Regions from separate parts of the Homo sapiens genome. Here region 1 is linked to region 2. A link is a loop called in an ENCODE intact Hi-C map of the cell type or tissue named here. Cell type or tissue: breast epithelium. All regions are shown on one strand. Links, peaks and the distances in the headings refer to the core of each region. The heading gives the core; the rest is flanking DNA. Region 1 has its middle 94 kb from the start of ABI3BP. Region 2 overlaps CEP97 (centrosomal protein 97).

Region 1 (5,387 bases), core at 286-5,285, 670 kb before region 2:
TGAGCTTCAGTCATGTAATTTTAAAATGGGATGCCCAAATCACATCCAGTATTTAGAATGACAGTTTGAGAGCAGAATCAGTGTTTAAAGTATTACTATTTTTCAACACCTGCAAAAATAAAAAACTTCAGATATTTATCCTCTATCATAATTATATTAGATACTACTTTAATTTAGAATTCAACAACAATACAATGACAATCTTATCCTGAATAGACATGGAACCTTTGAAGTTAAAGTGATAGCTCATTGAGAAGGCATTCTAGGATTGTTTATTGGCAGAGTTTCAGTTAAGGATGAAGTCTAATTATGGCAAGCTAGCAAACAAAGCCTCAAAATTGTTAATGATATGCACAGCATACTTATATAAGCAGGCATTCTCTACGTTTGCAGAATTGAAGTTCAAATACAGGACCAAATCAAATATGTTATATATAGCAAAATATAATTTAATTTCAACAAAATGTGCATATTAAATTAGTTCATTTGAATTGTATTGGATTTGAAAATATTATTTGATTATTTGTAAATTTGCTTTTCTTTCATAGTTGTTTAACAGCTACATCAGATGTGGTAGTGCATGCCTGTAGTCCCTATGTGGGAGGCTGAGGCAGGAGGATTTGCTCAAGGTCAGGAGTTTGAGGATGCAGTGAGCTATAACCACTCCACTGAACTCCAGCATGGGCGACAGAGCCAGACCCTGTCTCTAATAACAAAAAGAAAAAGGTTACTTTTAAAATATTTAAACTGTTACTAATTAAAGTAAGAAGTAAGAAGGAAAATGATTAAGAAGAGAGGCTGGGCACAGTGGCTCATGCCTAGAATCCCAGCACACTTTGGGAGGCCAAGGCAGGAGGATTGCTTGAGGGCAGGAGTTCGAGGCCAGCCTGGGCTACATAGCAGGAACCCCTCCCGCAATGATATGGTTTGGCTATGTCCCGACCCAAATCTCAACTTGAATCATATCTCCCAGAATTCCCACGTGTTGTAGGAGGGACCCAGGGGGTTGTAATTGAATCATGGGGGCAGGTCTTTCCTATGCTATTCTCGTGATAGTGAATAAGTCTCACGAGATCTGATGGGTTTATCAGGGGCTTCTGCTTTTGCTTCTTCCTCATTTTTCTCTTGCCACTGCCATGTAAGAAGTGCCTTTTGCCTCCGCCATGATTCTGAGACCCCCTCAGCCATATGGAACTGTAAGTCCAATTAAACCTCTTTTCCTTTCCAGTTTCAGGTATGTCTTTATCAGCAGCGTGAAAACGGAGTAATACACCCATCTTTGCACACACACACAAAATTAGCTGTGGGGTGGCACATGCCTGTAGTCACAGCTACTTGGGAGGCTGGGGCAGGAGGATCTCTTGAGCCCAGTAGTTCGAGGCTGCCATGTGTTATCAACACTACACTGCACTTTAGCCTGGATGACAGTGAGACCTCCATCTCAAAAATATTAAAAATTTAACAAATTTTAAAAGAGCTACAGATGCAAGAAGTTGATAAATACACATGAATATAAAATACCTAAGTAATAGAAAAATAAAATAGTTTTGCAGCTCCCATGTCTTTGGGTGGCTCCACCAGTCTCTGAGCAGGTTTTTATTGGCACCACACAGTGTTCCAGTCTCACTTGTGCCCAGGACTCTAATCAGGCACTTCTCCAAAGAAAGAATTGGGAAAGTAAGATCTGTTCACTAAGTATGTCGTTGCTGCTGTGGTGCCACTGCTTACATGCTCTTCCAAGAGACAGAACTGATAAATGTATTTTTAATAGATCATAAATTCATATTGATCAGTTCATACTGATATCTCCAATTCAAGTTCATTAACACAAGATTCTCCCTCACTTTCCTCATTCCATCTTCATTTTTCCTTTTTCCTGTAGTGAGGACCCTCATTCCTAAAGTCAGTATTTGTACACATATACTCTATCATACCATACATACAAAACAGTTTCAGAATTAACTGAATTAACAGTTAGTTCAATACTACAACTAACCTCAATACATAAAAGTAAAGTTCAAGATTTCTGTCCTGCCTGTACCTGCACCCGTACCTTCCTAGACAATTCAGGCCCAAAGCCATTCAAGGAGGTGGAGGCATCTGTATGTGATAGGGGGAGCCAGAGTGGCCCAGTGTGGGGAGTGGAAGCTCACCCAGGGTTCCTGAAACCCCTTCAGGTAATCTACAAGGTTAAACTATTTTCAGAATAACACTAAGGTAACTTGCCTTTTGCACTTACATCATCTCATGAGTATACTTTGGAGTTTACCAAAAACTTCAGGACATCATAACTGCGTGAGGCTGGGTTTTCTCCCACCAAAGTAGTATAATGGGATACTTGAATATAATCTAGCTGCCTTCCAATAAGCTAGACATCTGAGGTTTATAGAAACATAAAACAATGCCACACTTCTCACTAAATTATTTGTTTTGGGAAATAATTACTTTCCATAAAGATATTTCATTTATGTTAACATGTAATGGGTTTATGAGTTATAACATGAGTTAACATGTATGGGTTTATAACTTTTGATGAGTTAGTTTTTATTTTTAAAATTTTAATAAATATTTTTAAAATTTACAAGTTTTTTCTTGTTTAAATATGATTATAATGATTATTTTACACATTTAATGGGTATAAGTGCCATTTTGTTACATAGATATATTGCATATCAGTGAACTCTGGGCTTTCAGCGTAACCATCACCCAAATAGTATACATTGTATCAATTAAGTAATTTCTCATCTTCTAGACATCTCCAATGTCTACGATTCCACTATGTCCCTGTGCACACATTGGATAACTATATGCAGGAGAATGAAACTGGACCCTCATCTCTCACCATATACAAAAATTAACTCAACATGGATGAAAGACTTAAAGGTAAAACCTGAAACTATACAAATACCACAAGAAAATCTAGGAAAAAACTCTTCTGGACATTGGCCTGGGCAAATAATTCATGACTAAAACCTCAAAGGCAAATGCAACAAAAACAAAATAGGCAAAAGAAATTTAATCAAACTAAAAAGCTTCTGCACAACAAAAGAAGTAAACAACAGAATGGACAGCCAACCAGCAGAATGAGAGTTTTATTTTCTAATATGGTAAATATTAATAGAGCTAACCTACATAAACTAAATAAAATTAGTAATCAACTCACATAAATTAAAGGTATTTGGAGTCCTCCATAATTTTTTTTTTTTTTTTTTTTTGAGATGGAGTCTCCCTTTGCCGCCCAGACTAGAGGGCAGTGGTGCAATCTCTGCTCACTGCAACCTCCACCTCCCAGGGCCAAGTGATTCTCCTGCCTCAGCCTCCCGAGTAGCTGAGATTACAGGGGCCCACGACCACACCTGGCTAGTTTTTGTATTTTTAGTAGAGACAGGGTTTCACCATGTTAGCCAGGCTGGTCTCGAACTCCGGACCTCAAGTGATCCACCCGCCTCGGCCTCCCAAAGTGCTGGGATTACAGGCTTGAGCCAATGAGCCTGGCCAGGAGTCCTCCATAATTTTTAAGAGCGTAAACAGTCTTGGAAGCTGGGGAAGTGAATTGAGAACTACTTCTTTAATGCAATGGCAAAGAAATAAGGGTGAGGGAGAACTGTAACAGATAAGAGACTTACATAATAACCAAACGTAATGAACGTGTGTCTTTTGGATCCTAATTTTAAGAAATCAACTATACAAAGACATTTTTGAGATATCAGGAAAATGTAATTATGTACCAAGTACTATTAGATGACATTAAGGGATTTTAATCTTGCTAGATATGATAAAGGCACAGTGATTATGGGAGAAAACACCTGTCCTTATCTGTTGTATATGCCTTCTGAAATAGTTACAGGTGAAATGAAATGATAAAATTTTCTTTAAAACACTTCAGAAGAAGACAAGTAGATGAAACAAAGTTGGCAACTACTGACAATGTAAAATTTGAGTGCTGGATATATGAATTAATGATAATATCTCTACATCAGTGTATCATTGAAATTTTCCAAAACAAACTTTACAAAGAGAAACAACAAAAACTTAAATGATGCTCAGTTTAAGATTTCCAAGGGAACATATTTTATAGAGGTTCAAATTTAATTTTCAATTGATAAATGTCAATTTCTACTTTCTCCTCAAAGCCATGTTTAATTAAAAGGACATCAATAGGCTGAGCACAGCTAGAAAATAATGAGAATTTCAACAGATGGTCATGTATTCTTTCCTCTACTTGACTTCAAAAATTTCCCCAGATTACTCTACAAATACCTATGACTGTATGGAAAATCCCAGGAAATTCTGAAGTTACAAAATAAATTTAGTACTGGAATAGGGAGTGTGTAAACTAATTAGGGAGATCCTTGTAATGAAAATAATTTATAGCAAACTTGAAGTAAGCCCTTTTATTCTTAACCAAGTAAGATCAGTAACATGTTTTCTTGACAAAAAATGGAAGCTTGCTCATATATTAGAGTCTCCTGATAACAGGTGAATTAATTTTATGAAGTAACCTATCTTATCTTCTGGAAAGCAGGACTCTGTGAGGGAGGGAGGAAGGGAGGGAGGGAGAGAGGGAGAAAGAGAGAGAGAATGAAAGAATAGGGTTCCTGCCCTGTATTCTAGTTAGAGATCTAAGAGACAAGAAGACTTGACTCTACAAAGTGCCTAAATGTGTGAGACAGGATAAAAGTTTCACCATGTGCCTGAGCAATCTGAGAAATCTTCCTGAAAAACTGGAATTCAACTTTGAAGTATGGGTTCAATTCAAAAGAGCAGAAATGAAGACCATTCCAGGTGAGGCACTGTTGGGAAAAGGGCTTGTGGGGTGCCTACATAAACTGGCCATAAAAATATGGGACAATAAGTTAGAAAAAGCCACAAAAGGCCTCTGATGAGGAAAGCCTCCTAATTGCCATCATGTTCCCATCCTCAGAGTGAAACCTGCTTTCTTATCTGTAAACACTGTGTTCAAAAAAAAAAAAAAAACCACTCCTTTAAAACATTAAAATGTGAACAAACGTGCAGACTCCTAGTTAAGCCCGTTCCCACTAAGTTAAAGATATACTGTTTAAGCACAAAAAAAACTCATTTAAACCACTATTGCTACAAATTATGCCTATAACAGATTGCCTCCTTTTCACTGTTTCACCCTAAACATCTGCTTCTTAAATCTAAGTAATTATACTCAATGAATAGTATAAAAACCAAAGCTCTAGGCCTTTTACACTTCCATATTTTACACTGGCCCCCTGGCTCCCCACCTTTACTCTTAACCTGTCTCTTCTCAATCCTTTGTTTCCACCAAACTTTAAATACCCTACGGGTGGTATTAAGGCTGGTCCCCAACAAGGCACATAGCAAGAATAAAATCAGAATAAAAGTAGAAAATTCAAGGT
Region 2 (5,387 bases), core at 128-5,127:
CCCCTCACTTCTACACTAGGTCTTCAAACTGCAGAGGATGCCAAACTAGAGAAGATTTTGAGCAAACAGAGGTAAGCCCATTTATTTCTAACAACTGATGAATTCACAAGTTAAAATACCTCTGAGTCTTTGCTATGGTGATAGTAAGCCTGAGGCAAGTGCTGCGGCCCACATTTCTGGACACTCAGTCCCCTTGTCACTGCAACAGTTCCTGCAGGGAAGCTGAATCGTGCACTGCAAACAGCCAAACAATATGGTATGGAGGAATAGAGGGGTTTTTTTGTTTTAAAGACAGGGTCTTGGTCTCTTGGTCTGTGAGTACAGCAGTGCAGTCATAGGTCACTGCAGTTGCAACTACAGGTGCATGCCACCATGGTTGGCTAATTTTTTGTAGAGATGAGGTCTCACTTTGTTCCTCAGTCTGATTTTAAACTCTTGGCTTCAAGCAGTTCTCCTGCTTCGGCCTCCTAAAGTGCTAGGATAATAGGTATGAGCTACTACACCAGGAAACGGGATAGGATTTTTAAAAAATATATTTGTTCTTTTTTTTTTTTTAAGACATAATATCACTCTGTTGCCCAGGCTGGAGTGCTGTGGTGTGATCTCAGCTCATTGCAACCTCCATCTCCCAGTTCAAATGATTCTCGGGTCTAAGCCTCCTGAGTAGCTGGGATTACAGGCATGCGCCACCACACCTAGCTAATATTTTATTTTTAGTAGAGATGGGTTTTTGCCATGTTAGCCAGGCTGGTCTTGAACTCCTAACCTCAGGTGATCTGCCCGCCTTGGCCTCCCAAAGTGCTGGGATTACAGTCATGAGCTACTGCGTCTGCCACCCCTCCCCCTTTTTTCTTTTTTGAGGCAGGAGCTCACTTTGTCACCCAGGTTGGAGTGCAGTGGTGTGATCTCAGCTCCTTGCATCTTCAGTCTCCTGGGCTCAAATGATCCTCCCTCTTCAGACCCCCTTCAGTCCGTGCCTGTAGCTGGGACTACAGGCACGCACCACCAAGCCTCGGCTAATTTTTTATATTTTTTGTAGAGATGGGGTTTCATCATGTTGCTCAGGCTGATCTTGAACTCCTGAGCTCCAGCGATCCACCTGCCTTGGCCTCCCAAAGTGCTGGGATTACAGGTGCGCGACACCGTGCCCGACCTATTTGTTCTTTAATGTAGGTGTTTCTTGTGGGTTTTTGAATACTTAAGAGGTATATCTGCCTTCAAAGGGTACAGTGAAAAAAAAGAGAAAAAGTATTGCCAGAAGCATTTAATATTTACTTTCTTTATCAGAGATCCTGCCTTTAAATGTTTTTGTATGTGTGTATGTGTGCATAGTAGGGTCTGTCTTTGCAATTACAAAATAAGCTTCTTAACTTTCTTTATCCAGTGCTTTCAAATGAGGATTTATAATTTGGCATTAATTAAAAGTACCTACTTTGAGAACTTGTAAACTTCTGCCTTTTTGACATTGTTACCTAGGAAGCAGAAAATCTTTCTTTTTTTGGTTTGTGTTAAATTAGACCAGGTATTATTGATTTTTAGGTTTCACCAGAGGCAGTTGATGAACCAAAGCCAAAATGAAGAGTTGTCTCCTCTTGTTCCTGTTGAAACAAGGGCATCCCTTATTCCTGAGCATTCAAGCCCTGTTCAAGATTGCCAGATATCCCAGGAAAGTGGTAAGAAATGAATTTATCTCTGATCCCTTTTCTCCAAGTTGTTTAATTTGTCGGGTATCATAAAGCAGAAAAAGGTGCATATTTTCATAATTTTTTGTTAGTTTACTAACTTCAGTAATCATTTAGATCTTATACATATCTATGTATAAACACACCTATATATGTATGTATATTATAACTGCTATATTTCTAATTTTAAGAAACATTTCAAGGACTACTACCTTTTATATAGACCTGATGCTTTGATTATTCTTATGATTATCACAAGAATTCATTTTCTTAAAAATGTTTGGTTTGATGTTTTCGGCATATTGGAAGAAGTCACTGAGGGGATTTTTTTGCATTTTACTCTATTTCAAGGAATAGATTTCATTAAAGGGACATAACTAAAATGTAAACATTTAGTGGTTTAAATGATACTCTGTTGATTCTTCTAGAACCCGTCATTCAAGTGAATTCTTGGGTTGGGATAAACAGTAATGATGATCAGTTATTTGCGGTTAAGAATAATTTTCCAGCCTCTGTACACACTACGAGATATTCTCGAAATGATCTGCACCTGGAAGACATACAGACGGATGAGGACAAGTTAAACTGTAGTCTTCTCTCTTCAGAGTCTACTTTTATGCCAGTTGCATCAGGACTGTCTCCACTATCACCTACAGTTGAGCTGAGGCTGCAGGGCATTAACTTGGGCCTAGAAGATGATGGTGTTGCAGATGAATCTGTGAAAGGGCTGGAAAGCCAGGTGTTGGATAAGGAAGAGGAACAGCCTTTATGGGCTGCAAATGAGAATTCTGTTCAAATGATGAGAAGTGAAATCAATACAGAGGTAAATGAGAAAGCTGGACTATTACCTTGTCCTGAGCCAACAATAATCAGTGCTATCTTGAAGGATGATAACCACAGTCTTACATTTTTTCCTGAGTCAACTGAGCAGAAACAATCAGACATAAAGAAACCAGAAAATACACAACCAGAAAATAAAGAAACCATATCTCAAGCAACTTCAGAGAAACTTCCCATGATTTTAACCCAGAGATCTGTTGCTTTGGGACAAGACAAAGTTGCCCTTCAGAAATTAAATGATGCAGCCACCAAGCTTCAGGCCTGTTGGCGGGGATTTTATGCCAGGAACTACAACCCTCAAGCCAAAGATGTGCGTTACGAAATCCGGCTACGCAGAATGCAAGAGCACATTGTCTGCTTAACTGATGAAATAAGGAGGTGGGTCAGAAGTCCTTTTGATGCACTGTTTTGTTGGTTTGAGGGTGTTAGATTCTTATAGTTGATTCAGAACACTGTGCTTCTGTGATTATAACACTTTTCACACAATGTAGCCACTGTTGCTTTGGTTGTCTCCTACAGTGTACCGAAAGCATCTGGAGAGCAGACACTATCTGCTCTATCTCCTCATCTCCATCCCCAGCAAAGCACTTGATACATAGATGCAGTGTAGTAATAAATGTTCAATGAACGTGAGCTTTATAGGGATCTATAATTCTAAACATAGAAAGGTACAGAAAACATTGAAAAACCAAGTATAAAAATGAGAAGATGATGAAGTCTACATGGAATTCAGTACATGACATAAGAAATAAAGAAAATAGCAGGGATTCAGAAGGGGCTAAAATTCTATATGACTACAATAGGAATTATTCCTTAATCCCATGGCTCGTATGTTTTACTGACTGCTAGCCCAGGAAAGTTAGGATTTCATTAATATTGCAACTAGTAATATTTACTGGTATTATCAGGTAGAAGAGAAAGAGGCAGCAAAGGATACTGAGAAGGGACAGCCAGAGTGGTAGGAAAACTAGGAGAGTTCCACCTTCAACAGGAGCAAGTGTTTCAGGAGAGATGAGAGGTGCCACAGAGAGGACACAGGCATTAAACTTGGCAGTTGGAGGCTATTGGTGACTGTGTTGGTGATTCTCCAGACTATCCTCAGGTTGGATGATTTGCTAAAAGGACTCACAGAACTTGGGAAAATACTATTCTGTTCGTCATTATGGTTCATTACAGCAAAAGGATACAGATTAGAATCAGTAAAGAAAAAAGGTGCCTAGGGCAGAGTCTAGGAGACATGAGGTGCAAGCTTCCAGTTGTTCTCTTTCAGTGGAGTTGTACAGACAGGGCTTAATTTTCTCAGCAATGATGTATGATAACACATATGAAGTATTGCCAACTGACGAAAGTTACCTCATCTTTGGTGTCCAGGGTTTTTATTGTGGGCCAGTCACATAGGTATTGAGTACCCATGTAACTGATCTTAACTATTTACACCTCAGACCACATAGAGGTCACACTGATACTCCATGGCCCAGGACCCAGGACCCCAGGCGAACAAAACAGATGTTGACTAGAAATCATTGATTGCCTAAACTATCTGATGTGACCAAGACCCCAGGTGTATAAAGATATTCTTTTTCAGTCAGGATATTCCAAGGGCTTGGAGATTATCTCCCAGGAGTCAGTCAAGGGCCAGTCTTATCTTTGCAATGTACAGTGTTTGAACATCCCCATCCTGCTGAGTTAACTCTTTACTGCACAGTGACCTTCCCAAGAGCAGCTTCAGTGGTGTAGAGGGATGAAGGCCATTTTGGAATGGGTTGAATAGTGAATGAGAGGTAAAGAGTTTGAAGGATGAGTGTAGCCAATTCTTGGAAAGAGTTGTTTTGAGGAAAACAAGAGAAAAGAGAGTTAAGTGGTGTCTGGAGGAGAATCTAGATTAAAGGAACATTCTCTTTTGTAGATGAGAGATATAGAGTTTGTTCATGTGTTGATGGAATGAATAAATAAGGAGGGAAAAACTGATGGTGCAGCAAAAAAAAAAAAAAAAAAAAAAAAGAGGAAGAGCAGGATTGCAGTTCTTGAGAAGGTAAGAGAGGAAGAAATGTAGTGTCGAAGTAGAGGAAGTGGCCTGAAATGGGAGCAGGAGCAGGTAAGGTGGTAGGTTTGATGGTGGGAGATGGGAAAAAGTCCTGTCTGATGCTGCTTCTTTTTCAATAATGTATAAGATGTGGTCAACACCTGAAAATGAGGAGAGGGTGAAGGAGGTGTAAGGAGAGAAGTATGAGGTGTGAGGTAGTTATCTTAAACATGACCTTATGAGGAAAATGGAGGAGGGTTGCTGGACAATGTGAGAAAATGCTTAAAAGTGCAAAACAATAGGTCAGGTTGTATGATTTTCATCAGCAATTCTTAGCTGCTCTGGTCTGATTCAGGCATGGTTAATTTGGTTCAGCCAGGAATGATTTTTTTTCCTAGGTGATATTGTAGAGAGAGCAGGGGAAGGGCAAGAGAGCTGAAGATATTTGAGAGGGAGTAATAATGATAGATCTTAGATTTTATATGTTTTTTGAGATGGGGTCTTGCCCTCTTGCTGAGGCTGGAGTGTAGTGGCGTGATCATAGCTCACTGTAATCTTGAACTCCTGGGTTCAAGTGATTCTCCCACTTGAGGCTCCCAAGTAGCTGGGACTATAGGCATGCACCACCATGCCCAGCTAATTAAAAAAAATTTTTTTAAAGAGATGAAGTCTATGTTGCCCATCTGGTCTTGAACTCCTGGCCTCAAGCAGTCCTCCTGCCTCAGCCTCCTAAAGTTCTGGGATTACAGGTGTGAATTACCTTGCTGACTGGAATTTTATTTTTATTTTTTATCTAAAAAAATTTTTTTTTGAGATGGAGTCTTGCTCTTGTCACCCAGGCT

Evidence for each region. A loop is a pair of places that touch in the nucleus more often than their neighbours do. Peaks named below come from ENCODE experiments on the same cell type or tissue, not always from the same donor. Only the 100,000 strongest peaks of a DNase experiment are listed, where the experiment ranks them.
Region 1: a loop joins it to region 2, with 29 times the contacts of the local background. A loop is called at or near these places in 1 of 110 quality-filtered maps.

Annotation. Positions count from the first base shown.
Region 1 is chr3:101,084,320-101,089,706 of GRCh38, forward strand. No RefSeq gene overlaps it. Among named protein-coding and RNA genes, the nearest start is that of ABI3BP, 94 kb to the left of the region's middle. In breast epithelium, for the core only: no CTCF peak of the experiment used is centred there; no DNase peak of the experiment used is centred there.
Region 2 is chr3:101,755,524-101,760,910 of GRCh38, forward strand. CEP97 (centrosomal protein 97) reads left to right here. Exons shown (of 11, transcript NM_024548.4): 7 at 1-71; 8 at 1,540-1,673; 9 at 2,111-2,900. Among named protein-coding and RNA genes, the nearest start is that of NXPE3, 21 kb to the right of the region's middle. In breast epithelium, for the core only: no CTCF peak of the experiment used is centred there; a DNase peak (open chromatin) is centred at 2,826; H3K27ac peaks cover 443 bases.